Linked DNA regions of Homo sapiens: region 1 is linked to region 2. Evidence: chromatin loops called from intact Hi-C (ENCODE). Cell type or tissue: dorsolateral prefrontal cortex. All regions are shown on one strand. Each heading gives the region's core, and the rest is flanking DNA. Links, peaks and the distances in the headings are about the cores only. Region 1 overlaps NMUR2 (neuromedin U receptor 2). Region 2 has its middle 83 kb from the start of NMUR2.

The links. Peaks named below come from ENCODE experiments on the same cell type or tissue, not always from the same donor. Only the 100,000 strongest peaks of a DNase experiment are listed, where the experiment ranks them.
Region 1: it touches region 2 in a loop (3-fold over the local background); 2 of 110 quality-filtered maps call a loop at or near these places.

Annotation. Positions count from the first base shown.
Region 1 is chr5:152,382,747-152,398,786 of GRCh38, reverse strand. NMUR2 (neuromedin U receptor 2) reads left to right here. Exons shown (of 4, transcript NM_020167.5): 2 at 643-727; 3 at 3,203-3,328; 4 at 6,286-7,241. The coding sequence ends at 6,596. Among named protein-coding and RNA genes, the nearest start is that of NMUR2, 15 kb to the left of the region's middle. RefSeq lists a cis regulatory region at 11,948 and an enhancer at 11,864-12,033. In dorsolateral prefrontal cortex, for the core only: no CTCF peak of the experiment used is centred there; no DNase peak of the experiment used is centred there; H3K27ac peaks cover 554 bases.
Region 2 is chr5:152,480,399-152,496,438 of GRCh38, reverse strand. It overlaps the pseudogene RPL36AP20. Among named protein-coding and RNA genes, the nearest start is that of NMUR2, 83 kb to the right of the region's middle. RefSeq lists an enhancer at 15,600-15,649. In dorsolateral prefrontal cortex, for the core only: no CTCF peak of the experiment used is centred there; no DNase peak of the experiment used is centred there; H3K4me3 peaks cover 904 bases; H3K27ac peaks cover 3,072 bases.

The DNA.
Region 1 (16,040 bases), core at 7,948-15,947, 100 kb after region 2:
AGGTAATCCACTGAAAAGGGTTGGGGGAAAATATTGTTTACTCAAATAAACACTATCTCCCTTTTGGCTAAGATATGAGTAGGTGATGTGAGTGTGGAAGGTAGAGGGGAGCTAAGTGGAAAGTTGATACACTATCCCCCTTGAAAATTCATAATGCCCATCAGCATATTTAAGTCTCTGAGAAGATCCACAATAAATACTGATGAGGCAAGAAGAATTCCTGTTTTGGTTTTCTACTAATTATCCACCACAGAGCAGAAGGATTTCACTTTAACAGATTTCTAATAATTATGAATGAGTGAATGAATGAATTGAGAAGCCTTTCTAACTTTTCTTGAACTTCAGAATTTTACATTTTTCATGGAACACCTATTAACATGCTACACAGCCAAGTTTCCACATAACTGTATACGAAAAGTGGTTGCACTATTACTTGGCCACAATCACTTATCCAGTTGAGTAGATGACCTGAATCCAATTCCACCTTCAACATACTGTTAAACATTTGACGTAGTCTTACATTTCTCTAGGTCTCAGTTCTTCTGTCTTCAAAATGAGCGTTTGAGTTATGTTTCTCAGATTTTAACAGGAGGAAAAATGTTTCTCTTTCTTACTATCTCTCCCAACTTACTTCCCTTTCAGCTAAAGAAAGACAAATCTCTTGAGGCAGATGAAGGGAATGCAAATATTCAAAGACCCTGCAGAAAATCAGTCAACAAGATGCTGTGTAAGTGCCCCATTTTGTTTTTTGTTTTGTTTTGTTCATAAGAGCAAAGGAGGTACATTTGGTACCAACTAAATGCTGCTGGGGTAGGTTCCAATTTATCCTGAAACAGAGTATTTATGAGAGTAGATTAAGATCAAGGAGCAAAGGGGAGAGATATATAATGAAGACACCTCCTTAATGGTCTATGTCAACGCTAGGTGACCTGTCTTCCTTTGCTTCTTCAAGCTTCTAGGACCTGTGTGTTTTGTTTCATTTTTGGTTTTGAACCCTCAAAACAACACTCTCAGTTTCATCCACTGACATACACTCTGTGTGGTGCTTGGTAAATTACATTCACTTTCTCAGCCTTTGAGCTTCACTTTCCCCCTCTGTGAAATAAGCAGGTTTTTAACCTATTTGTATTATGGATTTCTTTTAAAATATGATGAAAGCTGTAGACTCTCCATTCCAAAAAAAAAAAAAAATGAACAAATATGCATACACAAAAGATTTTACAATCCATCTCAGGAGGTCACGAACCAACCCCTGATACTCATAGACTCCATGGGATCTTTTAGTTCCAGGTTAAGAACATCTGGCAAGCATCTCCAAGTAGCCATTTCACATATGACATTGTATAACTTTGTTTCAAACAGTATACTTTTGAATAAATAAGATCTTTTTAAAAATTCACTTACTGAGCCACAGTCTCCCAAAAGAATGTTATAAAAATATATGATACAGCACTACTATATGAGAGGAGTTACTGATGAGGGAAAGGAGATTTATAATACATTTTGCAAATCAAAATCTAAAGTTTAGAAGAAATGAATCCTCCAGGCTAATATGCATATGAAACATTCACTGTAACTATACAGCATTTCTGAACAAAAAATAAACTGTGAAGTCCCTGAAGTGGGTCTTCTCGATTCTAAGAGTTATCTTCTTGGAAATATTTTAGCTCCTCTTGGCACTTGACTTTCTCTATCAAGAAACATAGTTTCTTCATTATCCCTCCCCTTTTCTCCTTGGTCATAATCTACTCTCACAAAAAAAAAAAAAAAAAAACATGAAGCTCACTCATATTAAAGTCACAATAGCAGAATACACTGTAAAGTATTTGCGTTGGGATGGGGTTCAACTTTAACAGGAATTAAAGTTGTTTGTTGTTGCTGTTGTTGTTGTTGTTTTTGAGATGGAGTCTTGCCCTGTTGCCCTGGCTGGAGTGCAGTGGCATCTCGGCTCACTGTAACCTCTGCCTCCCAGGTTCAAGCAATTCTCCTGCCTCAGCCTCCTGAGTAGCTGGGATTACAGGCGTGTGCAACCACACCTGGCTGATTTTTGTATTTTTAGTAAAGACGGGCTTTTGTCCAGGCTGTTCTTGAACTCCTGACCTCAGGAGATCCACCCCTTGGCCACCCAAAGTGCTGGGATTATAGGCCTGAGCCACCACGCCCGTCAGGAATTAAAGTTTTAATTAAAGGGAATTGTAGGCAGTAGTGAACAGATTAGGGACTTTTCTTGGGTTGGCAAATTCAGTAGAAACCTATAGTTATCTTTGAAACCATACCACACAGGCAAACAACTTACTCTGAATGTGTTTAATGCCAACAGGAAATGCATGTATAATACTGCTTACTATGAAAACTTCATATCTGTACACAAGTACAGAAAACTGTAAAATGAATACCCATGTACCCATCACCCAGCTTCAAAAAGTATTACCTCATAGCTAATCTTGTTTCATGTATACCCTTATCTCTCCCCTAGCCCCAAAAGATTATCTTTAGGCGAATCCCAAGAGTCATGTCATAGCAAAGTAAAGTATTTACAACTTCAAAAGGAAAAAAAAAAAGTGTGTGTGTGTGTGTGTGTGTGTGTGTTTAATTTGTGGAGCTTAAATGCCCCAAAGAAAAACTACAGAAATACCAGTCTCTGTTTTGGGAGGTGAAAATAAGAGATGGGAAGGAATTCTGTGCTGTAGCAATTTATAATATGACAGACACACCCCTTCCAATCAAAAGATTCTTGTAAAGTACTATTAGGCTTGTGGTTGTTTGATCTCTTCTTTCTCCTTGCCTACCCATTGCAGAATTTTAAATTATTGAATTCAGAGAAACTTCTAATTATTCCTATAACAACAAGATGAATTTATATACACATTTAACAGTTTATTATTTATCTTTCACAATAAGATGTTTTCAGGACTTTGAAATAAATTAAATACTATTTTAAATGTTCTAAAAAGTTTTACATTATATAAGAAATCTTGTATAATCTTATGGAAAACTGATCCTAGATCTTATACAATTCATTCTTGTGTTTTAAGTGTTTTGTACTGAGACTCTTTGGGATCTAGTTTGCCTCTATAACTGTTATAGCTTAACAAAGTTGAAGGGAAAAACTGCCAGAAGAAATGATTGACTCAGAGTGAGCATTGTATACCTATCCTTGCACAGACTGTCTTCTGGTCTCCCATTTATCATCCATTTTCAGTTGTCTTGGTCTTAGTGTTTGCTATCTGTTGGGCCCCGTTCCACATTGACCGACTCTTCTTCAGCTTTGTGGAGGAGTGGAGTGAATCCCTGGCTGCTGTGTTCAACCTCGTCCATGTGGTGTCAGGTAAAACCTTAGCTGGATTTGGTGCATGACTAGTATTCAGGTAACAGCACCTTCTTCTTCATCTTGCTTAGATGCCTAAGTACTCCAATTTATCACGGGGATCTGCCATGCTATAATGAAGACATTTGATTTTTCTTTTATTCAGAGATTGATTATGTTTGATACTGTTCCAAATACATATATACCAGATCACTATTTTCAAGGCTACTTTATGGAAAACCTCAAGTCTAACTGTGATGATTACAGAAGGAAAATGGTCAAGGAGTGATTCCTTTGGTTATCCTCCAAATGGCCATGCAATTAAATTGGTTCTTATTTAGTAAACACCCATGTCCCTGAAATCTCATATTGCCTTTGGGAAGTATTATATCCTCATGAAGGAAAACTAAATGGTATTCATAGGTAATCAAGTTCTCCTTTTAGGCTACTGTAACTCTGCTTGTTGAGGATACCATAGTATATTGTGGAAACCATGGTGGAAAGGTCAGTAAGTCAGATGACCTGGATTTGCAACCCAATTTCACCATTGCTATTCTGAGTGATCTGGAGAACGTGGCTGCCTTCACACCAAAGTTTCCTCAACTGTAAAATGGCAAAAAAAAAAAAAAAAAAAAGCCTCCTGTACACAAACCATGGACTGATGGTAAGGAGCAAATGCAATAATAGACATTAAAGAGCTCTTTAAGCTGTAATTGCTGTATATCTTTCTATAATCATCACAAGGTCATTAGGTGGATATTATGATTAACATTGTATAGTCAAAAATAAAACCCTTCCACAAGAAGAAATGATTTGCCCTAAGGCACTTAGCTAACAAATAACCCACCCAAGTCATCTAACTTCAAGTTCAGTGTTCTTTCTACTAAAATGAAGCAAAGAATGACCACCTAGTTTCTTCTTTCTCAGTCAGTGACAGCTAACTCAGTGTTAGCCTTAGGCTCAGACCTCTTCTGTCCCCCCACCTCTCCTGGTCACCGGCTGATTCTATGGGCTCATTAGATTATAGAAGACATCACCGGAAAGGAAAGATAAGATCACCTTTTACAAGTTAAGCTCCAGATGTGTACAAAGCAGAAACAATGACATCTATACTGAATATTGTGTATACTATGTATTTTCTGTCACCCTCTTTTTTGTACTCAGCAGGCCTAATGTATAGCTTATTCCTGGACATTAGCACTTTCCTGTTCAACCATTTGCAACCAAAGCTCAAAAATATGTATACCTCTTAGTTTATCCTTTTGGTTAATCTGCGGAAAACAGAAATGTTTAAATAAATGAGAAAGCACTACAAGGTCAAATGAGACTTGACTAATTGACTACAATTCTCTGGATGCGTCAAGGCAATTATCTTAAGATTTTCAAGTTATAGCCTCAATAATGACATGATCCTGTTCAGATACCATCTCCCCCCTTTTATATTAGCCACTAGATTAAATCTAAATCTCTTAAACCCTACAGAAAATACCCCCAACTTGCCTTTTAATCCTCCAACTTTTATTATTTTTATTCATAGACCATATACTTATCAAATTGGTAATTAGAGAGTTCTGCACATTATTCCTGCACAATATGGCCATTCCTGCCCCTGAATACTTATGCGTGCTATATACCCTGTACCTGCAACACCCTCTCCTGTCTTCCTCAACTATCTCTTACCCATTTTGAGGCCTGGCTAGAGTTCAATCACCCCCCACTAAATCTTTTATGATTATCACAGTCCTTGTGTTTCTGTTATTATGTGAATTGCTATAGCATGATTTGTTATCTCATATTTGTTCTTAACAGATACTGCTTGGTATTGTTGTATTGTTAATTATTTAACTTAGCCATAAATCTTGTCTCTGCAGTACCATTCCAAGATCTTGGAGAACAAAGTCTAATTCACTACCTCCCAATGTGCTTTGAAGTTCATGGCACATAATAAGAGTTAAATCAATATTTATTTTTTGAATGAACTAATAGTATTAATGCATAGAAATATTCTCCTTTAACATTCTTCCATGTTTATTCTGTAAACAAGGCATATAGCATTCTGAATGTTCTGAACCACATAAATAAGGACAACAAGGAACCTTTTGGCAATATTACCCATCACTTGTTTTACATTCTTAGCCATTCTCAACCTCTCTGTGGATGGTATCTTAACTTTACCCTCACAATAATCCAGGGAGGTGGGTTAGGCTGGAAATCACATTCCCATTTTACAGAGAAAGAAACTGAAGTGCCAGGGTTTGTCTAAGGCCACAGGATATTAGAGGGCCAAGATCAGAAACTAGGTCCTCTGATTCCCAAACTTGGGCTGATTTTGGGCTTTAGAGAAATAAAATTTAAAAAGGCAATAAAGGAAGAGTGTATTCCAAACAGGAAAATGACAATGTGAAGGTTAATTGGTAGAGGAAATAAATGGTAAAATACAATTCTTCAAAAGGTGGAGGAACCATCAAGGGAAAAGGGTAGGTAGGAACAGCACGCTAGGGAATATTTCTTTGAAGCCGTATCTTAGCATTATAAGGAGTCTCAGCAGGAACTAAGCCTTGGCTGATTTACCTTCTTCCACTACTTGCAATCCCAAATTATAGATTTAAGTAAAATTCCAATGAGATAGAAACGTTTCTCTTCCCTCTGATATTTAAGCATCTTTCAGTCATGTTATAGAAACATGTTCTTTAATTAAACAAGTAGTGATCAAAGAAAGTTGCTGAACATCTCAGAGAGATCCCATGTCAGCCTAACTTACTCCAAGACTCTTTAATCTTTGTGTTTGATGGCTAAGTGCACAGGTGGAAGATCTATTCAGAGCATTTTGTATTCTCAATTAGATGCTTGTATGTATTATCACTTATAAAAGAGGCAATCACAGGGATTCTAGGCCTTTGTAAATATTTATGCTTCTTCCTTCATGCCGGTCACTTAAGTTCTTCTCAGCACATCTTTTTAAATCCCCTGCATTCCAGGTGTCTTCTTCTACCTGAGCTCAGCTGTCAACCCCATTATCTATAACCTACTGTCTCGCCGCTTCCAGGCAGCATTCCAGAATGTGATCTCTTCTTTCCACAAACAGTGGCACTCCCAGCATGACCCACAGTTGCCACCTGCCCAGCGGAACATCTTCCTGACAGAATGCCACTTTGTGGAGCTGACCGAAGATATAGGTCCCCAATTCCCATGTCAGTCATCCATGCACAACTCTCACCTCCCAGCAGCCCTCTCTAGTGAACAGATGTCAAGAACAAACTATCAAAGCTTCCACTTTAACAAAACCTGAATTCTTTCAGAGCTGACTCTCCTCTATGCCTCAAAACTTCAGAGAGGAACATCCCATAATGTATGCCTTCTCATATGATATTAGAGAGGTAGAATGGCTCTTACAACTCATGTACCCATTGCTAGTTTTTTTTTTTTTAATAAACGTGAAAACTGAGAGTTAGATCTGGTTTCAAAACCCAAGACTGCCTGATTTTTAGTTATCTTTCCACTATCCTAACTGCCTCATGCCCCTTCACTAGTTCATGCCAAGAACGTGACTGGAAAGGCATGGCACCTATACCTTGATTAATTTCCATTAATGGAAATGGTTCGTCCTGAGTCATCTACGTTCCGAGTCAGGCTGTCACTCCTACTACCAATGGCCACTGTGAGCCACAGAAGGAAGACATGTACGTGCTGTTCTACTTTATATGATGTGAGAAGCCAACATCAGTGTCCCTTGGCAGCAGTCTACAGGCATAACTTGTTTTATTGTGCTGAATTTTATTGTGCTTCTCAAATATTGCACTTTTAAAAAAATTGAAAGTTTGTGGCAATGCTGTTGAGCAAATCTGCTGGCATCTTTCTTCCCAAAGGCATGTGCTCACTTCATGTCTCTGTATCAATTGTCATAATTTTCGCAATAAACTTGATTATTATTATATGTGCTTATGGTGATCTGTGGTCAGTGATCTTTGATATTACTATTGTAATTATTTTGGGAAACCTATGAACTGCTTCCATAGAAGATGGAGAGCTTAATAAATATTGTGTTGTTCTGACTGTTCCACCCACCAGCCATTCCCCATCTTGGTCCCTCTCCATGGGCCTACCTATTCCCTGAGACAAAACAATATTAAAATTAGGCCAATTAAGAACCCTGCAATGGCCTCTAAGTGTAAGTGAAAGGAAGAGCGGCAAGTCTCTCACTTTAAATCAAAAGCTAGAAAGGATTAAGCTTAGTGAGGATGTAAAAAAACTGAGATAGGCTTAGAGCTATCTATGCCTCTTGTAGCTTTTAGCCAAGTTTGGAATACAAAAGAAAAGCTCTTAAAGAAAGTTAAAAATGCTACTCTAGTGAACACATAAATTATTGTAAGAAAACAAAACACCCTCATTGCTGATACAAAGAAAGTTTGAGTGGTCTGGATAGAAGATCAAACCAGCCACAACATTCCCTTAAGCCAAAGCCTAATTCAGAGAAAGGCCCTAACTCTCTTCAATTCTATGGAGACAGAGAGAGCTGAGAAAGATGCAGAAGAAAAGTTGGAAGCTAGCAGAGGTTGGTTCATGAGGTTTAAAGAAAAAAGCCATTCTCTATAATATAAAAGTGCAAACTGAAACATTAAGTGCTGATGTAGAAGCTGCAGCAAGTTATCCAGAAGTTACAGCTAAGATAATTGATGAAGTTGGCTACAGAAAAACAAAAAAGATTTTTAATGCAGATGAAACAGTTTTATCTTGGAAGAAGATGCCATCTAACTAAGGCTTTTATACCTAAAGAAGAGAAGTCAATGTCTGACTTCAAAGCTTCAAAGAACAGGCTGACTCTCTTGTTTGGGGATAATGCAGCTGGTGACCTGAAGTTGAAGCCAATGCTCATTCACCATTCTGAAAATCCTAGGGCCCTTAAGAATTATGCTAAATCTACTCTGTGCTTTATAAATGGGGAAACAAAACCTGGGTAACAGCACATCTGTTTACAGCATGGTTTACTGAATATTTTAAGCCCACTGTTGAGACCTACTGCTCAACAAAAAGATTCCTTTCTAAATATTACTGCTTATGAATAATGCACCTATTCACCCAAGAGCTGTGATAGAATTGTACAAGGATATTAATGTTTTCATGCCTGTGAACACAACAGTCATTCTGAAGCCCATAGATCAAGGAATAATTTCAACTCTGAGAAATACATTTCCATGAGATGGTAGCTGCCATTGATAGTGATTCCTCTGATGGATCTGGACAATGTAAAATGCACCTTCTGAAAGGAATTCCCCATTCTAGATGCAATTAAGAACATTAGTGATTCATGGGAGGAAGTCAAAATACCAACATTAACAGGAGTTTGAAGGAAGTTGCTTCCAACATTCATGAGTAATTTTGAGGGGTTCAAGACTTCAGTAGAGGAAGTAACCACAAATATGGTAGAATAAGCTAGATAACTGGATTGGAAGTTCAGCCCAAAGATGTTACTGAATTGCTGCAACTTCATCATAAAACTTGAACAAATTAGAGATTGCTTCTTATGGATGAGCAAAGAAAATGATTTCTTGAGATGGAATCTACCACTAGTGAAGATGCTGTGAACGTTGTTGAAATGACAACAAAGGATTTAGAATATTCTATAAACAGCTGACAAAAGAGCTGCAGGGTTTGAGAGGATTGATTTCAATTTTGAAAGAAGTTCTCTTGTGGGTGAAATGCTATCAAACAGCATTGCATGCTACAGAGAAATCTTTCATGAAAGTAGAAGTCATTGGATGCAGCAAACTTTATTGTTGTCTTATTTTAAGAAATTTCCACAGCCACCCCACCCTTCAGCAACCACCACCCTCATCAGTCAGCAGCTGTCAACATTGAGACAAGATCCTTCATTAGCAAAAAGATTGACTCACTGACAGTTTACATTATCATTTTTGTTTTTTAGCCACAAAATATTTTTAAGTTATATACATTTTTAAAACTTCATGCTATTATGGACTACAATATAGTGTAAACATAACCTTTATATGCACTAAGAAACTAAACAAAAAGTGTGACTCGCTTTATTGCAATGGTCTGGAACTGAACCCACAGTATCTCTGAGGCACGCCTGTATTTACCTACTGCCTCATATACTGCCATTATAATGTGATTCCTTACAGTCCTACAGCATTTTACTTTAAGAGTTCCCCCTTATAATATGAGAATGCTCCTTAGAATGATTATCTCTACCACCCCAATCGCCAAGTCATTATCAGCCATTTCTCATTAGGAATTGGATCCAAACTAAGAAGTTCAACTTAGAGAAGAATGAGAAGAGGGAGGGGCTGCGGTGGAAGGTCAAAAGAAGCATAAACTATACCAAACAGGAGCTTAGTTATTTTCATAAATTAGTCTAGACTTGGATTTCTAATGTCTAATTTCATATAGTATAGATGGAAGTATGGTCTACTATCTTGGAATAAAGACAAGTCAAATGGCAACAATTGGTCTCAAACCCATAACTTTTACTTACTCAGTCTTTTATTACTTACATAATACTCTTCACACATGTAATATGGACAAAACTACTTCCTAGAATAATTTTCCATTATACCATCACAAGTAATGTATACTCTATTCAAATGGAATTACTTGCTGTTCTTATGCAAATGCATCCCACAGTTTTTCCCAGCTGCAGATCTTCATGCGTAGAAGGCCCACTTCATCTCCAATCTCCATCTGTTTCTATCCTACTCATCCTTCAATGTTCATCTCAGTGTGGTGCTTCCTCCATGAAGCCTTGCTTGATTTATTCAAATAGATATTGTATCTGACTTCTCTGTCAGTTTATGTCTCTTAAGCTTTTTCTTCACTCTGCTTTTTATTTCAGTGATTTATGTTCTTGCTTTGCCAGAATGTAAATTTGTCAAAGACATGATGTATCTGGTATTCATTTTTTCTGTTGTTGGAACAATGGCAATATATCTATCACAATGGTAGATGTTCAATAAATATGTGATAAAGTGAGTTGGCTTCATATTTCAATGTATTGAGTTAAGCAACAATTTCAAATGGAACCATATTAAGAGACAAAAGACTAAGATTAGGTTTCTGACAGGGATACCTGACCTTCAGTTGGCCAACCAATCACTTGTGATTATAATGATATGCCTGCTGTCCCTATGGTACAAGAAGGCCCTTCCCAATCTCAGGAGTTACTGATGCTGAAACACAAAAGTTCCAGCATTTAGCCTCTGAATTGTTCATAAGTTGAATGAATGATTCCAATGATAAATGGGGGTATTGGTCTCTGACATCATCATTTGTTAATTTAATAGTCATATTCAGATACTCAACATTAAAACAAACAAAGAAACTCTGCTAATTGCAACCCAGTTTTAATAAATCAGAATTCTCTCATGATGGTTTACATTAGTGGGCAGAATTCTGTGGTCATTCGAGGATTGAGTTGAAAAGGCTCTGCAAAACAAAACCTCAAAAATGGAGGAGAAATTAATTTTCTACTTGCCTTTTAAAGTAGAGATATTCTTGAATGATAATCTATTAACCCTTAAACATCAAATTAACATCACCTCCCGATTACCAGGACTAAAAATGCTGCTGTTGTCAGTGAATAGATAGAAAGAGAAACACACTAAAACTAAAGCTAGCAATTTGACTGCTTGACTAAAACTTTGGTCCTTTTTTGTTTTCTCCTCATTTATCTTTTTCTTTTAAAAACTTGTATCAGCTAATTATTTACACATAAATTCTTCCTTTAAACACATCTTCACTTGGTGACATTAGGAGATGTGCATCATGCCAGGTTATAAACTTCCTGCCCTTGAAAGTTGATGTCTAGAAGAAGAGATTATTATTTCTGAAAACCATGACAACAATAATTGCTTAAATCTGATTGTGAAGTGTGCCACAAAATATAAATACAAGTACTTTGGCACCATATGAAAAAGGGATTTGACCTAGTCAGGAGGAAATAAGATTCAAAAAGAAAAAAAAAGAATAAAATAATGTTGGCTGAGTTTTTGTTTATACATACATCTACACATGTACATATATACATATAGGAAGTATGTATTTCAAAATGAAAATTAAAATATCACAAGTTCTAGAGTTAGCTTATGTAATGGTTCATATAAAATTCATAGAACAAAGGGAGAAAACAAAATTAAATTGTTTAATGCTTCTAATGAGGTTAATTAAATTGACCTCATGATCTTTTTATGAATTCCTTGTGATCTCTGAGTTTTAGAATAATGATAGAAGAGTCCACACAGTAAACATGATTAATAAAATATAGTCATGTGCTGCATAACAATGTTTCAGTCATTAGTAGACCACAGACTAATATGTGAAGGTGGTCCCATAAGATTATAATATCACATTTTTACTGTAACTTTTCTATGTTGAGATATGTTGAGATACAAAAATACTTACTATCGTGTTACAGTTATTTACAGTATTCAGTACAAGAACATGCTGTAAAGATTTGTAGCCTAGGAGCAATAGGCTATACCATATAGCCTAGGTGTGTAGTAGGCTATACCAGCTAGTTTTGTGTATGATGTTTGCACAATAACAAAATTGCCTAATGATGCGTTTCTCAGAAAATATCCTCATCACTAAGTGACACATGACTGTATTGGTAACTTAACTCTTTTGCAATGAGATAGTGACTTTTTAGCACTCCAGTAATCTATAAGCTTAGTGAACTGAAGCAATGACATTCAGAATGTTGCCTGTCACATTAGTTTCTCTAGCTCAAAGAAATAGCAGGCGTTTTAAAGCTGACACCCATGAACAAATGTAAGGAGATCCAAGAATCTCCTGAAATTATATTCAAAATTCTTAGTACTTTTCCCCCCTTGGAGAGAAAATGTATATAGCCTTGCTTAGCTCCTCAAAGTAGTCTGTGACTCAAATTATTATAACCTCTATTGTAAAGTGCACTTAAGTCTTACATAAAGATACTCTCCTAATGGATGAATTTTAATTGAATGAACATATTTGTGGGACAGCTAAAGAAGTAACATTATTCCAACATAAGAATTCAGTATGTAAAAGTATCAGTGGTTCAGTAGTGTGCTGGTACTGGCTTGGACTGGCTTATAAAAGCTTATTGTTAAATATTTAGGACTTTTGCAGGCCTGTTGTCAAATGATTGATAGCTTGAAATCAGTCACGGTGAAAATATTTGTATTGCAGAAATTGGCAAACACCACAAATCAGGGCTTTTTTCCTCTCCCAGCTAGCTGGCTTATCAGCACACCACTAGCTATTAATATGCTGGTATTCTGCCATCTTGTTGTAATATATGTGATTTGTTTTTAGAATAAATGCCAATAACACTGTTATAATTATAGGCCACTTAAAGTTGTGGTTAACTCATTGAAAAAAATAGTCAATGGACCAGATATTTGACCCAGAGGTACCAGATAAAATAGGCTGAAGCATGCTAATTATGACATGAAAGCCTCATCAGCATTTTGTAATTAACCTACAGTGGAAGTATTACTGTGGAATGCTGTCCATTAATATTAGTGCAGAAAATAGCAACAGATCTACTTATCTTTTGTATACATCTGTTTTTAAATATCCCACAGGATTCACTGTAAAAAGATGCAAATATTCCACATTCTCCTCTACTTAGCTGAAGACTCTTTTTCTTTAGTATGTGGAAATGCACAATAAATACATTATACGGTTTTCAGATTACTGACTGAAAGGAAATTTACAGTCATTCTTTCACTATCTCTTCTTAGCTGTGGCCCTGATTCAATACAGACATGCAGCCTATTTTAAACCCCTATGTACATTATGAATTTTATAGACATTTAGAAAATGAAGGAGCCTTCAGGATTATCTAGTTCAACAGTTTTTTATGTATCAGTAATGTTAATTGAGACTTTTCTAGCTACTCTACTAAGAGCTTTACATTTATGATCTATTTTAACCTTACCAAGAGATGGACACTATTATAATTCCCATCCCATAGAACAAAAATACATTGAAACAGAGGACTTAAGTGATTTGCCCACAGTTACACAGCTAATAAATGTTGGAGATGAGATTTAATTCTGCCAGTTAGTTCTAAGTCTAGACCGCCAGCTCTTAGCTACAAATCTATACCAACTTTCTAAAGCACAAAAAGGAAATATGGCTTGTCTGAGATGAAACAATGAGTCAGTAGGTTCATATCAGGACTGATTTATCCTGACTTGGGCCCATGGTTCCTTCCATACCTCACTACCTTTAATGAACGAGGAGTACCTATAGCCTGTATAATTTAGAAAATAAATTATAATATAAAAAAGCATACTTCTTCAATGTGTAATAATGATCTTTGGGTCTCATTTAAGAGAATTTCATTAATAGGTTTATCTATCTAATTTGATTAGCTTTTTAAAAAAAGCTTGTATTCCTTATACACAAACCAAATTCTTGACAGCAGAAGGACATAGCTTTAAAATATGCTAGGTAACTGTTGGGTGGCTCACACTGGGATTCTTAAAAGTCTAAAATCATGCTTTGACTGAAATTGAAAGAAGGTCTTAGAATTCAGTCTCAAACTTCACCCTATAATTTTTACCTATTGGAGTGTCATTTCCTAATGGTGTAAAAGAAAAAAAAATTGCACTGGAAACTTGTTAGTAATGGCAAGCAAGCTTTATTCAACACAATTACAATGGGGGAGAGACTAGTGCCACAGGTGAGAGAAATTGAACTCAACTCCAAATATGACTGAAACAAGTGGGGATTTATAGCCTATAGTCAGAGTGAGGGAGACAATAAAAATTGCCAAGAGGAACTTTATTAGGTATTAGGAGGCTGAGAGAGTTGATTAGATAAAAAACACATGAAAAGAAGCCTGGCTGAATATCAAGGTCTATAAAATAGCTTAGTAGGATTCTAGCTAAAACTGGCCTCAGCAGGCCAAAGATGGGAGCCACAGAGAGGCCTAGTAAAAACAAGGCTCAAAGGAGCCTGACTACAGTTTGATCAAGGAGCGATTCCTTATCAATTGTGAGCCTATGAGCTGAGGATGGCAACAGGAGAAACCCAGGGTAGATGGAAAAACTCTTCAAGTGTTATAAAGTGCCAGGTTCTGCAATATGATTCTTAGAAAAGTTGTGACTCACCTAAAATTCTTCTCTCCACCTTCTTCTCAACTTGTCTCTTCGAGAAGTTTTCCATGACCATATTTTCTCTTATCATAACTCTCCTTAGGGTTCTCCAGGGAATGAGAACCAGTAGGATGGATGAATGAATGGATAGATAGATGGATGATGGTGATAGATAAATAGATAAAAAAGAAAGGAATAAAAGAAAGGAAAGAGAAGAAGGAAGGAAGGAAGGAGAGAGAGAGAGAGAGAGAGGAAGAAAGAAAGAAAGAAAGAAAGAAAGAAAGAAAGAAAGAAAGAAAGAAAGAAAGAAAGAAAGAAAGAGAGAAAGAGAGAGAAAGAGAAAGGAAGGAGGGAAGGAAGGAAGGAAGGAAGGGAGGGAGGGAGGGAGGGAGGGAGGGGAAGGGAAGAAGGAAGGGAAGAAGGAAGAGAAGAAGGAAGGGAAGAAGGAAGGGAAGATTGGCTCAGATGATTATAGAAACTGAGAAGTCCCAACATCTGTAGTTGGATATCTGGAGACCCAGGAGAGATGAGGGTGTAATTCCCGTTTGAGTCTAAGGACTAAAGACCCAGGGAAGGCAATGGTATAAGCTTCAGTTCAAGGACAGAAGAACAAAGTTCCATCCCAAGCAGTCAAGCAGGAGAACTTCTCTCTTACTTAACATTTTTGTTCTATTCAGATCTTCAATTGGTTAGATGAGGCCCACTCACATTAGGAAGGGCAATCTCTTTTACTCAATCTAACATTCAGATGAATTTAAATGTTAATCTCATCCAGAAACACCCTCACAGGCACACCCACACTAACGTTTGACCAAAATGTCTGGGTGTCTTGTGGCCCAGTCAAGTTGACACATAAAATTAACCATCACAGAACAAAAACATATCTCAAAATAATAAAAGCTATTTATGTCAAACCCACAGCCAATATCATACTGAATGGGCAAAAGCTGGAAGCATTCCCTTTGAAAACCGGCCCAAGAAAAGGATACCCTCTCTCACCACTCCTATTCAACATGGTATTGGAAGTCCTGGCCAGGGCAATCAGGCAAGAAAAAAAAAAGGGGGGGGATATTGAAACAGGAAGAGAGGAAGTCAAATTGTCTCTGTTTGCAGATGACATAATCCTATATCTAGGAAACCCCATCATCTCAGCTCAAAAGGTCCTTAAGCTGATAAGCAATTTAAGCAAAGTCTCAGGACACAAAATCGATATGCAAAAATAACAAACATTCCTATACATCAACAATAGACAAGCAGAGAGCCACATCATGAATAAACTCCCATTCACAATTGCTACAAAGAGAATAAAATACCTAGGAATACAGTTAACAAGGGATGTGAAGGACTTATTCAAGGAGAACTACAAAGCACTGCTCAAGGAAATAAGAGAGGACACAAACAAATAGAAAAACATTCCATCCTTGTGGATAGGAAGAATCAATATCATGAAAATGGCTATAATGCCCAAAGTAATTTATAGCTTCAATGCCATTCCCATTAAACCACTATTGACATTCTTCACAGAGTGAACAGGCAACCTACAGAATGGGGAAATTTTTTTTCAATCTACCCATCTGACAAAGGTCTAATATCCAGAATTTACAAGAAACTTAAACAAATTTACAAGAAAA
Region 2 (16,040 bases), core at 4,219-12,218:
TGTTCAAGATGTTGGAATTTGCAAACAAGGACTCAAAAGGTATATTAAATCGATGTTTCAAAAAGTAAAGACAAATATGTCATAATGAATAAAGAAGGCAGGGAAACTAGGCAGAAAAATGAAAGCTAAACAAAAGAAAAAAATGAAAATTCCACAGCCAAAGAGTAAAATATCATGAAAATTTATTTGAAAAGGCGTTACAAGAGTACTGGAGACAAGGGGAAAAAAAGATCAGTGAATGTAGAGAGAGATTATCTTCTGTAGATTAGTATCTGAAGGTAGATTGGATCTTAGTAGAAATTATCCAATCTGGAGAACAGAGAGAATAAAGACTGAAAATAAATCAGAAGCTCAGAGGCTTATGGGATAATAATAAGTGTTCTAAAATGTATGCAACAGCTCCCAGGCTGTAGTACTTGAGAAAACATGAGAACATTCCTAAAAGAAATGTGACAAGCATCAACACCGTGAAGACACACAATACAAGGAGATCAAGGAATTTGGTATGCCTAGCTTCATTCTGACAGGAAGCAGAGCAGGCTATGGTGGGCAGACCAAGCAGATTTTCTGGAAAAGTCTCTGTAAAACTACAAAGAAGATTGTGATGAGGCTTAAATGTGTTGAGCCCAAATGCAGATCTAAGAGAATGCTGACTATTAAGAAATGCAAGAATTTTAAATTAGGGAGAGATGAGAGAAAAAGCCAAATGATCCAGTTCTAAACTTCATCTTTTGTTTTATTATGAAGACAATACAATATTGAGTTCACTTCAGAGAGTGTATGTGCATGTGTGTGGAATGGAAGTCTCAGAGTAAGGAAGAGATAAAAAAAGGTGGGAAAAAATTGAAAAAGAAAAAAAGCAGCCAAATAGTCCCCAAACTTGGGGGAAGAAAAACAAACAAGCAGACCCAATGAGCTGAGAAAATCCCAGTCAGAATAATCACAAAGAAAATCATACCTAGGGATATCATAGTCTAACTTCTGAAAACCAAAGATAAACTGACTATTGTTAAAGCAGCCAGTGAAAAAAGATAAAGGACATACTACCAGCAATATGAATGATGGCTAATTTCTTATCAAAAACAAAGGAGGCTAGAAGACAAAAGAAACCTGTGTCCAATGAAAATAAGCTTCAAGATAAGGGTAAAATGAAGATATTTTCAGAGAAGTAGAAACTGCATGAATTTATTGCCAGCAGATTTCAAGAACTACTATAGAACATTATTCAAATTCAAGAACTACTATAGAACATTATTCAAATTAAGGAAAATGATAACAGATTGAAACTCAGGACTCCAGAAACTAGTATAGAATACCAAAAGTGATATGCATGGGTAAATAATAAGAGTCTCTGTTTTTCCTTATTTAAAAGACACAACTACTTTAAAAATTGTAATAGTTTAACACTATAAGTAGAGCTGTAAATAATAGGTATAATATAAATATCAATAGCTTCAAGGACGGATAGTTAAATGGAACTATGATGTTGCACATTTCTAGTATTTTACATTAATTGGTAAAGTACTAACCCTAAGTAGACCTAATAGGTTAAAATGCATATTATAATCTCTAGGGTAACCACCAAAAATATAAAGATGTATAGTTAAAAAGCCAATAAAATTGTCCACTAAAAAATATTTGATCAACTTAAAGAAAGAAAGAAAAAAGACACAGGGAGACCTTAAACAAATTCATGAATGCTCAAGTATCTCATAAAATGGTATAGTATTTGCATATAATCTACAGACATCCTCCCGTACATAATCACACATGGCTTAACAACAGGGATATGTTCTGAGAAATGCATACTTAGGTGATTTCATCATTGTGTGAACATCATAGTGTGTACTTACACAAACCTAGATAGTTTCACCTCCTGCACACTTAGTCTACATGGTATAGCCTATTTCTCCTAGGCTATAAACTGTACAGCATGTTACTGTATGAAATACTGTGGGCAAATGTACCACAATAAGTATTTGTGTATCTTAACATATCTAAACAAAGATATAGTACAAATATGGTATTATAATCTTAAGAGAACACCATTGTATATATATGGTCAGCTGTTGACTGAAATGTCATTTTGCAGTAAATGGCTATACTTTAAATTACCTCTAGATTACTAATAAGTCTGTAGCAAATACAATGTAAATGCTAGGTAAATAGTTTATTTGCATTTTTATTTGTATTTTGTTGTATTGTTATTTTTTGTGTTTTTCCTTAATCTTTTTAATCTTGAGTGGTTGAATCCACAGTTGTAAAACCCATGGATAAGGGGGGCTGACTATATATGCTGTCTAAAAATGACACCATTTGAATTAAAGACAAAGATAACGAATATGGTTTGGATCTGTGTCCCTGCCCAAATCTCATGTTGAAATGTAATCCCCAGTGCTGGAGGTGGGGCCTCATGGGAGGTGACTGGACCATGGGGGCAGTTTTTCATGAATAGTTTAGCACCATTCCCCTAGTCCTATTCTTGTGATATTGAGTGAGTGATTGTGAGATCTGGCTGTTTAAAAGTATATAACACCTCACCCCTCTCTCTTCCTCCTGCCCCAGCCATGTGAAGTGCTGGCTCCCTCTTCACCTTCTGTCATGATTGTAAGTTTCCTGAGGCCTCCCAGAAGCTGAATAGATGCTGCAATGCTTCCTGTACAGCCTGCAGAACCATGAGCAAATTAAATCTTTTTTATATATAAATTACCCAGTCTCAGGTATTTCTTTATAGCAATGCAAGGACAAACTAATAACCTAAAAATAAAAGGATAAAAAATGAAAACCCTAATACATCATGAAAACACTAAACATCAAAAAGCTGGAATGAAGATATTAATATCAGATAAAATAGAATTTAAGGCAAAGAGTACTACAGGAGAAAATAAAGGATATTTCATAATGATAAAACTTTTAGTTTTTCAAGAATACAACAATTAAAAATTTATGTGCCTATTAGGAGAGATTCCAAAAACAGCAAGCAAAATTGAAAGACCTAAAGGGAGAAACAGACGGATCCACAATATTCATTATCAATTTTAACATTCCTTTTTGTGTTATTTTCTAGCAACCAGACCAAAAAAAAAAAAAAACAACCACAAAGCAAGACTCAGAACACAGAAAATTTGAGCATTATAAACCTTCTTGACCTAGATAATATTTATAGAGCACTACACCTGGCAACTGTAGAATACATGTTCAAATCCAAGTACAATATTTAAAAAAAAGATCATATATGGGGCCATAAATTTTAATTATGAAATAGTTTCCAAAGATTGCTATGTTAGAGAATGTATTCTCTGACCACAATGAAATTAAATTAAAAATTAATAAAAGATATGTGTAAAAGCTCTATATACTTGAAAATCAAAAAGTATACATAGGAAAATGTATACGTAGATCAAAGTTGTTACAGGGAAATTAAGAAGTATGTCAAATAGAATGATAGTGAAATTTGTTAAATGTGTTTCCATCTAAGAAGCTAGAAATGTACGAGCAAATGAAACCTAATGGAAGTAGAAGAAGGGAAATGCTAAAGTGCAGAAATACAAGAAATAGAGAACGAGTACAATAATAATAAAGCCCAAAGCAAGTTCTTTGAAAAGATTAATAAAAGTGATCAATCCCTCACAACAATGATCATTAAAAAAAAGAAAGCACAATTACCAACTTTAGGAATGAAAGAGAGCATAACTAATTCAGATAAATAATCATACTAAACAGGGATAAGGAATCATTTCATGTAAGTTTTGAATACATTGCTTTCACTCTATACCCTCAAGTATTAAAACAGTCAACAAATGTTAAACTCTAGGTAATAGGTGTGTTTTTCACAGTTTTATGGGTTAGCAATACTAAAATTATTTCGTATATATTCTAGGAATGAGGAAATAATACATTTTAGATAATGAGATTTCTCAATGTCAGAAAAGACATTTACAAATATAGAAAGAGAAAGGTTAGAATTAACTCTGTGGAATTGGACTGGAAGTGGAAGCATCCACATCAACTTATGGCTCTAGATATGGATACGTGTATGCAGGTGTGTGTATATTGATACACATACCTACGTTTCTTATCTCAGTCTACTTAGGGGGCTTACAAGAAATGACACTCAGTAGCAAAGAGAACACTTCACGTCCACATCATGATTTTTAAATACCAACCTCAACTAAAGTACTCAAGTTTTCCCAGAGGAAAGGCTAACTCCAGGGTTGGGTCAAAGCACAACGTCCACCTGGAACATGCCAGACGTAAGGAAGTGCTCAAAAATGATTAGGACACGTCAATGTATACAGAACCTAGTTGAAAGAGACCAAATTCAGAACACTTGGACAAAAACAATTAGTAACTATACAAATAGATTTCATCCGATAAAATAATCCATAAGACCATGCTCACATAAATAAATAAATGAGGAAACTAATGGGGAGATATAAAAACTCATAATACAATGCAATTAAAATGTAGGGAGAGTGATGAGATTAAAAGTCATTGTTAAACACCATAGTAATAACTGTTTCAGGCTAGAATCATTGATCAGTGTTAAAACTAATAGATAAAAGTTTGATGAGAAACAGGATATTTTAATAGTTTTAAAAAATACTTGTTAATCACACAAAAGACTATTAACTTTATGGTGAAGAAAACTTATAGACACTGATAAAACCAAGTGATCAAAGTTAGCGCCACCATGAATGGGTCCAATGGGCATCATATGCCTATTGATTTATTGAAAAGAACGCATCATTTCTGTAATATTCTTCACAAAATTGTGTAACTCAAATCTGGTGAGAAATAATATATAAAGAGAAAAATATTTTTTAAAAGATATAAATCGAGGGGCATCCTACAAAATGAACATTTTTCAAAATGTCAAGGTCACGAAAGACAATAAAGACTAGGGAACTACCTTTATACGTGACTTCATGACAGGACTATGTTCTGAAGAATGGATGATTTCGTCATTGGGCAGACATCACAGAGTCTACTTACACCAACCTAGACAATAGGGCCTACTACACACCTACTAGGCTGGATGGTATAACCTATTTCCCCAGGGCTACAAACCTGTACAGCGTGTTACTGTACTGAATACTGTAGGCAATTGTAACACAGTGGTAAGCATTTATGTTTCTAAATGTAGAAAAGTACATTGAAACTGTGGTATTATAATCTTATGGGACCAACGTTGTATGTGCCATCTATTATTGACCAAAACTTCTTTATATGGCACATGACTGTATTCTAGATTAAAGGAAATTAGAGAGATTTGATAACTAAATGCGTGAGCTTGAATTGGAACTTGAATCAGGGATTTTTTAATTTATTTTACTATGAAGGATATTTAGTGAAACAATTGGTAAAATTTGAGTAAGGTCTGTATTTTGGATGATAGTATTGTAACAATGTTAATTTCCCAATTTTGAAAATTACACTGTGGTTATGAAAGAGAACATCCTTGTTTTTAGGAAATACATACAATTGTATTTAGAGATAGAGAGCTATTATATCTGTAATTTAGGACAGAGTATCAGGTTCAGAAATCTATTATTATATCCTATTATATTTTATAAATATCTGTGTATAAAAAAGCAGAGAAAGAAAGAACAAAGTAATTGGCTTAAAATGTTAACATTTGGGGAATCTGAGTGAATGTATACAGGTATTTTTACAAATTTCACATGTCTGAAATTATTTAAAGACAAAAACTTAGAATAAGATAATACGGGAAGAAAAATGCCAATAAATTCAACAAAAATGCAAAGGATAAAGTCTTTGAAAATTATAACTGATTAAACACAAACAGAAGAAACAGAATCTGAAGAGCCCTTTGTCTAGTAGAGAAATCCAATTCATTATGAAAAGGCTTCTTCAGAAGAAAATTCTAGGCCCAGATAGTATAACTGGTGAATACTATGAAACGTTTAAAGAAGAAAGAATACCAATCTTACACAAATTTGTAAAACAGAGAAGAGAATTCTTTCCAATGCATTTTATGAAGCCAGTATACCTTGATACAAAAAGCTAACAAAAGAGTTAAGAGGATTCCAAACAACCATTCCTTATAAACATAGATGAAAATCTTTCACAAAACATTAGCAAATAGAAACCTTGTTTTTAGGAAATAGACACAAGTATTTAATGATAAGTAAGCATAATGTCTGCAAATTACTCTCAAATGTTTCAAAAGTGTATATACACATCTGTATCTCTATATAAAGAAAGTGAATGATGAAGTAAATGGGCCAAAATGAAAACTGATGAATCTGAACAAAGGATATAATGAAGTTCCTTGTTCTTTTCTTGCAACTTTTACGTAACTTGATGTTTTATTGATGTAAAAAGTTCTCAAAATATCTACTTACTGTCACAGCTTAACAATGTAAGCATACATATAGCTTACCCATACGTAAAGATTGCTCTGAGAATGTAGACTGCTACATAAACACAACTTACTTAAACTCTTAGCTTTTCTTCAATTGCTCTAAAATTCTAACATCGTTTCACAAGGTATACTTATATCCTTTGCAGGCTGTGTTTCATATGCCTTTTGTCTCCTTAGGATCAAATCTTGATTGAGAAAGAGCAGCTAAATGCAGTTATATATTGGCCAGCATATCCAATCGCTCACTTTTTACTGTTCCATTCTCCCTTCTAAATATTTCTAGTATTTGCCCCTCCTGCCAGTCTTTATGGTCACTGCCAAGGCTGCAGTCTTGAGGCAATCCTACTGACTTATTTAATCAACTCCTAATTGTAGCTCATCCAGCACAACTGTCAAACCGTTCTTCACACAGCCAGAGAAATTATCTTTTATTCTACTAAACTGCAGTCTTTCTTGGATTAAAACCTAACAATAAATCAACATTACCTGCAGGAGAGAATCCCTGACCCTTAGATTACTGAACAAGAGTTCTGAGAGTTCAATCCCTGTTGCTGCTTAAATCTACCTACCTTCATAGGCAGAGTTCTAAGGTTACCCACGTAACTCATCCCCTTCTTCAACCTTCTCCCCTTGAATGGGGGCAGAGTCTGTAACTTTCTAGCCACTCAAGATGGCAAAAGTGATATCACTCCTGTTATTATGTAGTATTACATGGCAAAGGTGAAGGTATTTTGCAGATATAATTAAGGTCTCAAAACAGTTGATCGTGAGTTAAATAAAAGGTATGCTACCCTGAGTGGGCTTAAATTAATCAGGCAGGAGCCTTTTAGAAATGGTCAATAACTTCATGTATAGGGATTTTTTTGTTCCCCTGAAGCAGTGATGCAAACTGCCTATAGAAAGGTCCATGTAATGAGGAACTGTGGGGGCCTCTAGGACCTGAGAGCAGACATTGGCTGACAGCAAGAAAATGGGGAACCTCAGTTTTTCTAACATAAGGAACTGAATTCTGCCAGCAGCCATGTAAGCATGAAAGATGACCCCAAGTTTCACGGAGGATGCAGCCTGACTGACGCTTGAATTCAGCCTCATGAGAACCCAGATAAGCCATGCCCAGACTTCTGACCTACAAAAACTCAGATCATAAATGAATGTTGTTTTAAGCCACTAAGTTTCTGATAATTTGTTGCACATTAGAAAACTCAAACACTCACCAAACATCACCTGTCTTTTTCTTTAATATGGTGTAACTCTTACATGTCTCAAATTCTTTGCATATGCTTAAAATGATTTTTATTCTGCAGCTCCTAATTGAGGGGTAGTTATTTGTCTTTGCTACTCATTTTTTTAAAACTCTACACATAATAATTATTGGTTTAAACGTTTGTGTTTCCAACTAATTTCCTTGATGGTAGGGACAAGGGTCTCATCTTGAGATTTCCATATTAATTGGCTTACAGGAGATTTTCAATACGTCTTAGCTGAAATTGGTCTAATTGGGGAGAAGAAAAAAAACCTTAGTTTTTGTTTTGTTTTGTTTTTGAGATCGAGTCTTGCTCTGTCACCAGGCTGGAGTACAGTGGCAGAATCTCAGCTCACTGCAACCTCCACCTCCCAGGTTCAAGTGATTCTCCTGCTTCAACCTCCCAAGTAGCTGGGACTACAGGTACATGCCACCATGCCCAGCTATTTTTTTTTTTTTTTTTTTTTTTGCATTTTTAGTAGAGATGGGGCTTCACCATGTTGGCCAGCATGGTCTCAATCTCTTGACCTTATGATCCGCCCACCTGGGCCTCCCAAAGTGCTGGGATTACAGGAGTGAGCCACCACGCCTGGCCTACTCTATATCTTTAAGTATGTTTCTTTTTGTCATTTTTTCCTACAAAAGAAATAAACAGATTATAGACTTTAAAAATTTTTATACCATAGAAAAGCAGCACACTAAAGAACATGTGCAAATTCACACAGGAATTTCTAAATCCAATAGAATAAATAATAACCCCAATTCCTGGCCTATAATTATAAATGCTGCTACAATCTCTGTAACAGTCAATTTTTCTCAAAACAGAACAATGAAGGCTGCCAGCAAATTCACTAATTGCAGGATGAGAAAAAAAGAGTCTATGCTGACATTTCACAAAAGCCTTATTAGTATGCCATGATACTAGCAAAGCAACAAAATAAATGAGCTACACTTCTAAGGAGGATCAAGAATTCCAGCACACTTAAAGAGAAGAGATCCTCAAAAAAATGGGCATAGATTTGAGAAGTAGTATCTAAACAACATAATATATATGCCAGCGAATTAATCCTCAGCTATTTTGCTTTCTGTTATATGGGGTAATACTGCCCCTCATATTCTAACCCCTAAGGTAGACCTATTTCCAGGAAGAAATACTGGCAGTTAGGACTTAATTAGATGCCACTGTTATGATCCTCCTATGTAAACAACAATTGTTTGGAAAAAATGTAATTTGGGGTAAATAAAAGAAAGACATTTGTAGTGAAAATTAAACTTTTTTTTTAAAGAGCATCCCTTTCACTGTTGATGGGATAATAAACTATAATGCTATTTGTGGGGATGCAATTTGGCAATATTAAATTGCATTAAAAATCCTTTTTACTCAGCAGTTTCACTTCTAGAAACGTATTCTACAGAGCTACTAACAAATCACAAAATGATTTTCATCCATAAATAGCAACAGTGTGCCGGCCTTTGCACTGTCCAAGTATAATCGGCTATGCATGAAGGGCTTGATCCAGCAGCTCTACTCCAAACATGCTCCCCAAAACTCTGGCCGCACAAAATAGCACAGATAGATCTGTACAATTTCCAATGGTATCATCATCATTTTGAATCATCGCAGAAACAAGTAGGCCTGCACTTTTAATGAATATCTTAGTTATCTTAACTCTTTTCTTCTCTCATTTTCTGTGGGAGTGTAACTGGCTAATATTATGGTACAAAGGGTTAGTGTCAGGGCCTTTTCTGTAGTTCACTCTACTGAGGAATATTACAGGCCACAGTTGTTTAGAATATATAGCAAGTATCATGAGAACTTACAAAACTTTGGGGAGATCATAGAAAGAACATACACATATTCTCCTGTGAAAGCGGTTTAGTGACAAATCAACACAACAGTATGTTGCCTAACTCACCTGTATGTTATGTTAAAGGCAACATGCACTTTCATATAGTGAACCCACATTTTTCTCTTTAAATTATTTCTACTGGATCACCCTGTTTTCTCCCAGTTGAAGATGCTTGCTTCTTCTTTATGCAAAAGGAAAACATATTTACTGCATCCCTAGAACAGGATTATAGCTAAAATGCAGATTCTAGAGAGAAAATAAATAGCTGTATGATTTTAGGCACATTACTTAACCTGAGTTTCAGTTTCATTATTGATAAAATGGGGATGATTGTGTTGTTTACCTCATAAGCTAATTCGAGGATTAAATGAAGTCATGCACCCGTAATAAGTTCCCAATAAGAACCAGCTCTATCTTTTTAGTATTAATACATTAATAGCTTCACTTGGAGAAGTATTCTTTCTTAACTATCTTTTATTTTTATTCTATAACTTCAACTTTTATTTTAGGTTCAGAGGGTACACGTGCAGGCTTTTTACTTACATGGGCATATTGCATGATGCTGAGATTCGGAATACAATTGATCCTGTCACCCAGGTAGTGAGCATAATACCCAATAAGTAGTTTTTCAGCCTTTGCCCCACTCCTTCCCTTCTGGATTCCCTATTATCTATCATTCCTATCTTTGTGCTTTTGTGTACCCAATGCTTAGTTCCCACTCAGAACTGAGAACATGCAATACTTGGTTTTCTATTCCTGTGTTAATTTGCTTAGGATAATGGCCTCCAGCTGCATCCATGTTGCTGCAAAGGATATGATTTCATTCTTTTTTATGGCTGCATAGTATTCCATGGTGTATATGTACTATATTTTCTCAGTCCACATTGATGGCCATCTAGGTTGATTCCATGATGACTAGTTTTATTACACTGAAATGAATGCACCAGTGGCATAGCCTTTACTTCCTTCTATGCATACTGCACACATGCCACTGCCATGTTCATTTCAGAGGCCTAAAGATAGGTTTCATGCATGCAGATGCAGGGTAACCTGCTCTTGTCTTCAGCTGCCTGCCAGTCACTAACCAGGCACAAACCAGACAGCTACATAGACTCTTCTACAATTATCCCAATGCCTAATAGCCTACACCTCTCGCTACCTGGGGAGTCTTTTTTTCTTTGCACAAACTGCTAACAAAAACTTAAAGCAGACTTATATTCAAAGTTTTATCAGCTTTACAATACTTTTAAGTATAATCCAAATATTCAAAAATATTTTACGTGGGAAATAATATTTCATGCATGATTTTGAGTTTGATGGTTCAATGTAGATATATTATTTTCATATTCATAGACTAGGTTATATTTTGTTAAGTACTTAATATCCCATCCAAATCAATGTTTTTCAAGTTTTTACTACCATTGAAGTAATCCTCTCCTCATTTTTTAAAATTTGAATTAAATCTCCATTTATTCAGAAATTTTGGCTTGCAGTCATGAACCAATAGCCATTTTAGAAATCAGCACAGTGGACTCACATGTGGCTTGCCTTTATAATTGGGAGAATGAACCTAAAGGATGGGCTGGGGTGGTAGTGAGGAGTTGGGATTTTGGAGTTAAAGATGCAAACTCTGCTTCAATTTCTTGACAAGGTTCTCAACTGCTATGAGCCTCAAACAATGTGGAAAATACTTGTGTAAACTTCATCAGGGTGTTTAAGACTAAATGAGTCTTAAACAGGTATTTTGTTGAGCATCAGTGCCTGGTTTACAGTACAAATTCAATTTGCTGTCATCTTTAACAACCACATCAGGTCATAGAAATAGCCAGAAATAAGATTCAGAAGATACTTGTTCTCACTTAGGTATGTCATGTACTACCTGTTTTTTAGGTTGAGTCATTTTCCTTCCCTGGACTTTAATTTCCTCATCTGTATATATGAATGGATAGACTAATTTTCCCAAGCTATTCAGTTCTGAAAGTTCATTACTTCAATTAATTATTAATTCCAGGTCACAGATGTGATAAACACCAGTGACAATACTTTCATTCTTTTAAGATATTTATTGTAATAGACACTGTTCAAGACTAAGAAAGCCACATAAAAATAATGTCATGAACTTGCTTGGAAATTAGTAGTAGTAACTGCATATAATGAGGAAATGATGACACAGTGTGATCAATGCTATCACAAGGGAACTAACTTCAAGGTGGTAGTGGTGGAAGAGAGGTAGGAATTCAGAGATGGTCTCCTTACAGAAGTAATATCTCAACTGAGAACTGAGGCATATATAGGAGTTACTCTCAAAACTCAAAAAAATCACTATGAAAACAACCTTTTCCCCTTACTCTTAACAAAGACTTGAGTCATTTGAATTATTGATTTTTCATTCATCAACCATCTCTTGTGAATTTGAGTGTGTCAAACTCTAGTCACAACTTGTTGTGTATTTGTTGTATTTAATTTGCTGTGGGCAATAAAATCAACCGGTGTTCTGAAAATCGAGTTTTTTTTTTTAAAGTGCTAAGGATAATGCATTTTTTGATTATTCAACATCCTTTGTTTTACTTTTTTTAAATTGTAAGTTCTGGGGTACATGTGCAGAATGTAGTTTTGTTACCTAGGTATACACGTGCCGTGGTGGTTTGCTGCCCCCATCAGCCATCATCTACATTAGGTATTTCTCCTAATGCTATCCCTCCCCTAGCCCCCCCACCCAACAACAGGCCCTGGTGTGTGATGTTCCCCTCCCTATATCCATGTGTTCTCATTGTTCAACTCCCACTTATGAGTGAGAACATGTGGTGTTTGGTTTTCTGTTCCTGTGTTAGTTTGCTGAGGATGATGGTTTCCAGCTTCATCCATGTCCCTGCAAAGGACATGAACTCATGCTTTTTATGGCTGCATAGTATTCCATGGTGTATATGAGCCACATTTTCTTTATCCAGTCTATTATTGATGGGCATTTGGGTTAGTTCCAAGTCTTTGCTATTGTGAATAGTGCCACAATAAACATACATGCGTATGTGTCCTTATAGCAGAATGATTTATAATCCTTTGGGTATATTTCCAGTAATGGGATTGCTGGGTCAAATGGTATTTCTGGTTACAGATCCTCAAAGAATCGCCACAGTGTCTTCCACAATGGTTGAACTAATTTGCACTCCCACCAACAGTGTAAAAACATTTCTATTTCTCTACATCCTCTCCAGCATCTGTTGTTTCCTGACTTTTTAATGTTCACCATTCTAACTGGTGTGAGATGGTATCTCATTGTGGTTTTGATTTGCATTTCTCTAATAACCAGTGATGATGAGCTTTTTTTTAATGTTTATTGGCTGCATAAATGTCTTCTTTTGAGACGTGTCTGTTCATATCCTTCGCCTACTTTTTGATGGGATTTTTTTTCTGGTAAATTTAAGTTCTTTGTAGATTCTAGATATTAGCCCTTTGTCAGATGGATAAATTGCAAAAATTTTCTCCCATTCTGTAGGTTGCCTGCTCACTCTGATGATAGTTTCTTTTGCTGTGCAGAAGCTCTTTAGTTTAATTAGATCCCATTTGTCAATTTTGGCTTTTATTGCCATTGCTTTTGGTGTTTCAGTCATGAAGTCTTTGCCCATGCCTATGTCCTGAATGATACTGCCTAAGTTTTCTTCTAGGATTTTTATGGTTTTAGATCTTACATTTAAATCTTTAATCCATCTTGAGTTAGTTTTTGTATACGGTGTAAGGAAGGGGCCCCGTTTCAGTTTTCTGCATTTGGCTAGCCAGTTTTCCCCACATCATTTATTAAATAGGGACTCCTTTCCCCATTGCTTATGTGTGTCAGGTTTGTCAAAGATCAGATGGTTGTAGATGTGTGGCATTATTTCTGAGGCCTCTGTTCTGTTCCATTGGTAAGTTGACTTTGTTACTGAACGTCAGATACTGGGATATATTTTTTAAATGACCTCTTGATAAGTGAGGGTTTGTATTTTTGTTTTTTAGAATAGGTGGAGAGACAAAAAAAAGTCAAACATTGTTATTGAAAGGGAGTTTTTAAGTAATTTAAATTTTAATTTAAAATGTCCATTAATGGAAATTTCAGAGCCATAATTTTCTTGGAAAAAATATTTCTTGCATGCAATCCCTAGCATAATACGCTATAATAATGCCTGATGGAAGTATAAGTTTAACGTCTAAGTACATACAAAAAAAGGGAAAAGAAGTAAGAATTCTATTGCTGAAGGTAGAATTTTGCTCTTAAAGAGGGGAAATGGCTGTGTGGTAAGTTTTAGTAATAATTTTCACCAAAAACATGGCAAAAATAATACATATAGAGCAAAAGGAAATGGGTAGGAACAAAAAGCCTTACCTGACTGCAAAGTTCACATCATACATTTGGGTTGGGGAAACTCATCATTTTGAGACATTTGATTATTGGTTTTTAATTTAATTAATGATCTATTTTCACGTACCTTTCACTAGATGAATTACGGGTTACAGTTTCTATATTAATTGTCCAGTATCTCTTTACTCCCTGAAAATAAGAATGTGATTTACTTAAATATTATACTCTGATTTTTTTAAAAAGACGGTAAAGTTTATAAAGAAATGAGCAGTTTAATTGCATATTTTACGTCTACAATATTTAGAAAATACTCAGCATAAAAACTCACAATAAAAAATAAGACCAGAGAAGTAATTTGAAATTATATATAGTTCCAGCTTCATAAGTTTTAAAAGGAATGGATTTTAAGATTATTTTTTAATTAGGATCAAGAGTCTTCCAGGGCTGCTTATGAGGATGGACTTGGGACAGTTCTAGGTAAACAGTATATGCTCAAATAAACATTTTTTTCTTTTCTGTGGCATTACAGCAGCCTTGGCATCGAAGCCTTGTAATTTACCAGAAGTATATTAATTTGTCTAACCCTGCTCTTTAAAGCGTGTGTGTGGGGCAGGGGAAGGGGAGTGAGCGTGCACGCATGTAACATTATTTGGGACAAATTTGCCTCAGATTAATACCAACAAGTTTGTAGAGGATAATTTATTGATGTATGGATTTATGATACTCTCACTGCTATAGCAAATGAAGGGAAAAAGTAAATCTGCTTCTCCCTCCTTTTCCACTCTCCTTCTCTAGAAGGGCTTTAAATCCCAGAGACTCTGGCTTTTTTCAAGTCAGAGTAAGGAGAATTTTTGTGTTCTTAATACTAGACATCTAACAGTGTATATATATAATGCAAAGCTGAGGTGCCCTAGTGGGTGGAAGAACATGAGAGCTTAGAGATTGAATAGTTAGGATATTTCAGTTGCAAAAACAAACAAATAAACAAAAACAAACCACCACCACCAAAAAAAAAACCCTAAAAATAAAATAAGTAAATAAACTGGAACATTAAAGAGACTGCAAGTTGCAGCATATGAAATGCTAGATAACTCAGAATATTTTCACTACAAGCATATAGAAATGCTACATAAAATATAACCTCGTATCACATGCATACCTAAGACAATAGACAAAAGCATATCATAGGGCCTAACATGAAGAGCAAACAAAATCCTGTGTGATGAGGCTGTGGCTGTCCTAATGGCAGGGGCCCTGTCAATCCTAGTAATTAAGAGGCTTGAGTTTTACTGCCCAAAGACAGAAGAGTGGTCCCTGGACCTAAGTGAAGCAAAAAGTTGGAACTGAGATGAGTGTATAAAGCTAAGATGCTTACGGTGCTTTCTCATCAGGAGGTGAAATAGAAAAAGAAAACAAAATATCACAAGAAAGCAATTAAAAATTCGTTTCTTAACCTTGGGTATGGATTTGGGCAAAGACACATTCTCCATGAAAAATTCTAACCATAAACTTATGCATCATATGGATTTGAGATTGAAACTTATACAAATAGTTTCTAATCCATCAACTCAAGTTATCAGATGTCAACATGGTCGGAAGCTGCTGAGGTTCCTGGAGTACTCGTCAGAAGCCAATGAAAAAAACACCCTAGACTCTGACTCTGACTCTGACTCTGACTCTGACTCTGACTCTGACTCTCACTCTGACTCTCACTGACTCTAACTCTGACTCTGACTCTGACTCTGACTCTGACTCTCCCTCTCCCTCTCCCCACAGTCTTCCTCTCCCTCTCCCTCTCCCCACGGTCTCCCTCTCCCTCTCTTTCCACGGTCTCCCTCTGATGCCGAGCGGAAGTTGGACTGTACTGCCGCCATCTTTGCTCACTGCAACCTCCCTGCCTGATTCTCCCGCCTCAGCCTGCCGAGTGCCTGCGATTGCAGGCGCACGCCGCCACGCCTGATTGGTTTTAGTATTTTTTTGGTGGAGACGGGGTTTCGCTGTGTTGGCCGGGCTGGTCTCCAGCTCCTAACCACAAGTGATCTGCCAGCCTTGGCCTCCCGAGGTGCCGGGATTGCAGATGGAGTCTCATTCACTCAGTGCTCAATGTTGCCCAGGCTGGAGTGCAGTGGCGTGATCTCCGCTCGCTACAACCTCCACCTCCCAGCCGCCTGCCTTGGCCTCCCAAAGTGCCGAGATTGCAGCCTCTGCCTGGCCGCCACCCCGTCT